Regions from separate parts of the Homo sapiens genome. Here region 1 is linked to region 2. The links are chromatin loops, found by intact Hi-C in ENCODE. Cell type or tissue: endothelial cell of umbilical vein. All regions are shown on one strand.

Region 1 (2,500 bases), 120 kb before region 2:
CACTTTGAATTAGTGAAAAGTCTTGGGAATACCAAAAAAAAAATTTTTTTTTTCTTTATGAATGTGTACCCCACTGCTAGGCATATATTCATGAGTTTGGGGACAATGTCTTTCTTCCACCATTATGGCTCCAGCACCTGGTGTGGTGCCTGACACCTGGGAGGTGCCCTGAAAATAACTGCACAGTGGTTAAATGAGAGACTGAGTGATCAAATGACACTGGGCTAGCGAGTGAGTGAATGTTCAGATTCAAGACAAAACTAAGAAGTGGAGTTGTTGATTGCCGGATACTTTTGATCAATTTATCGATTTATACAAGCCCTCACCAAGCACCTACACAGTACCTGACATGAAGTTATGTGTTGTTGGGGATTTAAAAAATAAGTGAATGTATACTGTGCTATGTGTACATTCTGTTACCTGTCTTCAAGGGTGGCTTAAAATGCAAGTAGAAAACATCTTTCACACAGGAGATGATGTGGATGAAAGCCTCAGAATAAGAGCAAAAGGAACAATGATAAAGTTAGGGTGACAAAGAACGTTCTAGGGGTTACGTACAGTACTTCACTGTACCAGCTCCTTTAAGTGCTCACTTGGAGTATTTGAATTAATATTCAACTTAAGGAAACCCCTTTCGTGTGGCCTGCCTGACTTTGCCAGAGCAAAGTGACATTGGGAAAACAGAGGGCACTTCAGAGTGACGGGGAGAGGAAGGAAGGGGGTAATGACGGCTTGTGTGGTAGGGGAAAGGCAGGTTGCCTTAGAGGACAACCAGCAGCTGTTCCCTGCCCCTCTCTGGCCCTGGCCTGCAAAACCCTGCAGCTGAGTCAGGGGTAGCTGATACTCAGGCCGCTGGGCCATTTCTGCTTCACCTCTTCACCAGTTGGCCTTTGTCAGGCAGCTCTGATGAGCCTGGCTGCCTGGTACGTTTTCCTCTTGGAAAGAATGGGGGGAAGTTGACCTACTCCGCCGATAAGGAGGGAGATCTGCTTCCTCGGCCACAGCCCTTGGCAGGTCCCCTCCAGGATTTCCCTGGGCCGTCTGAGCACCGTGGGGAGATGAGAGGTCAGGCGTGGGCTGTGTGGAAAACTCTAAAATCTCCACAGCAACCAGGGCCACTGAAGGGAGAAAAAAGTCCTCTGGTGATTAGCCAAGATCTTTACTCTTCATTAGTCATCTGGACTTAGACACTCTTTCCATCTGGGGAAAACTGTGTTATTGTCAAGGAGCCTCACTAGCTCATTTCTTCATCTTGCATCTCCTGAGCACCTTGGAAATCCAGGAATTCTTTGTTAGGCTGGTCTAAGGTTTTGAAATGGGCAAACAGACAAGCAACCCCCTCAGCCCCTGCCAAAAAACAAACAAACAAACAAAACCCCAAAAACAAAAACACCTGCCCTCTTTGTTTTTTTCCACATATTAAAATGGACTTGCCTTTTAAATCCTCTAGTCTTCACTTTCTACCTCTTCCTCCTGAGGACTCTCCATTTTCATTACTTTAAATTAAAAGTCCTTCACTGGAATGGTTTTGACCCCCCAGGGGAAATTTGGCCATGTCTGGATTCATTTTTGGTTCTTAAAACTGGGGAGTGTAACTGGCATTGAGTGGGTGGAGGCAGGGAGGATGGTAAACTTCCCACGATACACTAGTAGGCTCCCATAACAAAGAACTGTCCAGCCCATAAACAGATAGTGCGGAGTTTGAGAGGCCCTGCTCTAAATCTTGCTAATTTCCACATCACCCTTCCTGATCCCCTCCATTTCTATCTCCATTTATCCTAGTTTCTCTTCAAGACCCCAGATTGCATTTTATTCCTGCTTGATTCTGGCAGTTTACCATGGTGGTGTGAGGCATTGGCATATTGAGTTTAAAGACAGGGTGAGCCATCCAAGGGGAAATTAATAGAAAATGGTAGAAACAATAGTGATGATAATGGCCATGGTATTAGCTCTTTTTTATTGGAAGTACATAATGCATTATTCTAGTTAACCCTCAAATCTATGACACCAGTACCATTACTGTACCTTTTTCTTTTTTTAACTAGTTCCCTGCCTCCACATGGAACACATTGAGTTGACAAATCATTTACTGACTCAATTTGGATAAACCTTAAGCTGAAATAAGACATTTTCTATGCCCTTTAGGAAGTAGTTCCAGTGTCTCTGACAAGTTTTTCCTTCTCTTTTTTTTAAATTTTACTTTAAGTTCTGGAATACCTGTGCAGAACATGCGTGTTTGTTGCATAGGTATACATGGGCCATGGTGGTTTGCTGCACCTATCAACCCGTCATTTAGGTTTTAAGCCCTGCATGCATTAAGTATTTGTCCTAATGCTCTCCCTCCCCTTGCCCCGCAGCCCCCCACAGGTCCCAGTATGTGATGTTACCTTCCCCGTGTCCACGTATTCTCATTGTTCAGCTCACACTTATGAATGAGAACATGCGGTGTTTGGTTTTCTGTTCCTGTGTTAGTTTGCTGAGAATGATGGCTTCCAGCTTC
Region 2 (2,500 bases):
TCTCTCTCACTCTCTTTTTTTAATGCTTCAAGGATTTCAGGCTATTTAATGAGGCAGTTTGGACCTTGAGTGGACCAGGATTTCTGGGGTGCTGCCTTTCCTGTGACTCTCCTGCACAACTGACCTTAGAATCGAGACAGCGCTGGAAGAGCCCCCATGGTTCTGAGGAGAGAAGGAACACAAGCATGGAAATCCACTTAGTTTCACTTAGTTCAGCAAACAAATCAAGAACCATGAACCCCTTCTTTTTGTCTTCTTGCCATTTTTATTCTTATATGTCTTGTTAATCTTTGATATTTACACATGAGGCATGTTCCTTTTCACATATCATTCAAATAGTTTGGAAGTGTGTAAAATATAAAATAGGAGTCCTTCATCACCCCATATACTCAGTCCCCTCCTCAAGATGCACCTTCACAAATCCTCAATACCCTAAAGGACAGTGTGGTTGAGAATTTGATATGTATCCTTGCAGATGTATTTTTTTCTTCTGTCCAACCACAAAGAGTACCCACTTCACTGTTTCACTTATAGCCCCAACAATCATGTGAAGGGTTACCACTTTCCTTATGATGAATATAAAGATCATAAAGGTAGAGTGAGTGGCATACTGCCGTTATAGGCTGTATGTAGCAGTCAGGGTTGAAACTCTGACCTTGCTGTCTAAATCAGTGGATTCTTACCTCAACACCAGGCTGCCTTGGGGTTGTGAAAACTAGCCTTCTGAATGATGACATTAAAAAATCATTAAAAAAGAATATATGAAATCAAAATTGAATTCATTAATATTGGCCACTGAAGCTTCCACATTTAAGAGAAAACTAATCTTATAAAACTCTGTGAAAAAATATATAATCAAACCTTTTACTATCCAAAAATGTGTCATAATTATTTTCTTTAAAATGGAAGACAAAGCAATAACACTGCTAAATTTTTAAGAGCCAATTTAGACATTTTGGTATCTTATGTTTGGAATGAAGAATGATTTGATACATTCTCAGCTTCTAGCTAGTTTAGTCTTTTCCTACCACCAACTCGTGGGAGGAGTTCAATACACTGCAATTCAGAGGGAAGAAAATGTTTGTCTTTCTTCAAAATACTTCCTTTTTTAGGAGTTGTTTATTTAATAATCAGAATAAGACATTTTTTGCAGGCTTGGCAAGTGGCTACCAGTTTCGAGTTCATTCTGATTTGATTAATTGGACCACAGAGAAGACACGGGAGTAGAACTGACTAGATGTTTCCATTTTTTCGAAACTAAACATTTGGGTGCTGCTGCATTTTTTGCCTGTGTACACGAGACCACAGTGTTGTTATATGCTCTTAAATCCACTGTTGAATTTAGAACATTTCATGTTTTATTTTGTGACGCCTTTCCTTCCTGATGAGTAACCATTTGATTTTAAATTCAGAGCTCACTGTACATGAAATGTGCAGACCTAGGGTGACATGTCTATGACAAGTCCTCAGTGTGGCTAACAGGCTCTCCCATCTGTCACAGGATGACATGTGGTCAGGTTATACAGACTGGAGTTTCCCAGGCAACCGAGTCATGCCCTATGGGGATTCCTTGGGAAGTTGAAAAAAGAAGTTGGAGATGAGAGGTCTGGAGCCACCACGTCTCCTAGCCATTGTTTGCTTTCTTTTGTCTTTTCTCCTGCATTCCCCATGGTCATTCTCACCAGAGTCTCCAATGTGGGGAATACAATCCATTTCTGGTGCTCCAGAACGTTCTTGGGGGCACACAGAATTTTTAAAAACTGTAATAGTTTGACACTTTAGACTGTTCTTATAGTCACATTAGATAAAATCATTTTAAAGTTTGTAAAGTGAATCATAAATATAAGTAATGTAAGTTACATAAATAGAAGTAAATAGTTCAGGTGGTATTTGGCAAAACAAACAAAACTGAGGTCAGCACACAAGCCATTGGACTCGGTTTCCAAAATCTCTGCTATTCTAGTTTTTTTCTTTTCTGAAAATTCCCATTGTTTTTCTTATTTCTTAACAACAACAATAGTAATGATACCTAAAATTGAAAGCTTCTTAAGCTGATAAGCAACTTCAGCAAAGTCTCAGGATTCAAAATCAATGTGCAGAAATCACAAGCATTACTATACAGCAACAACAGACAAGCAGAGAGCCAAATCATGAATGAACTCCCATTCACAATTGCAACAAAGAGAACCAAATACCTAGGAATACAGCTAACAAGGGAGGTGAAGGACCTCTTCAAAGAGAACTGGAAACCACTGCTCAAGGAAATCAGAGAGGACACAAACAGACAGAAAAAGAATCCATGCTCATGGATAGGAAGAATCAATATCATGAAAATGGCCATACTGCCCAAAGCAATGTATAGATTCAATGCTATTCCTATTTTCTTTCAAATTCACAAAATGTGTATATATCTAATTATATGATCTTCTGTTACTATTTTTTTTTAACAAGGAGGAAGAGTTATTTGTTGGCTAGAGGGAGAGACTTATAAAATTGCCCC

What was found. Hi-C counts contacts between places; a loop is a spot of excess contacts. Peaks named below come from ENCODE experiments on the same cell type or tissue, not always from the same donor. Only the 100,000 strongest peaks of a DNase experiment are listed, where the experiment ranks them.
Region 1: it touches region 2 in a loop (4-fold over the local background); 3 of 110 quality-filtered maps call a loop at or near these places.

What each region holds. Positions count from the first base shown.
Region 1 is chr16:77,573,610-77,576,109 of GRCh38, reverse strand. No RefSeq gene overlaps it. Among named protein-coding and RNA genes, the nearest start is that of LINC02131, 16 kb to the left of the region's middle. In endothelial cell of umbilical vein, no CTCF peak of the experiment used is centred here; a DNase peak (open chromatin) is centred at 999; H3K27ac peaks cover 2,103 bases.
Region 2 is chr16:77,456,172-77,458,671 of GRCh38, reverse strand. No RefSeq gene overlaps it. Among named protein-coding and RNA genes, the nearest start is that of ADAMTS18, 22 kb to the right of the region's middle. In endothelial cell of umbilical vein, no CTCF peak of the experiment used is centred here; a DNase peak (open chromatin) is centred at 1,441; H3K27ac peaks cover 2,020 bases.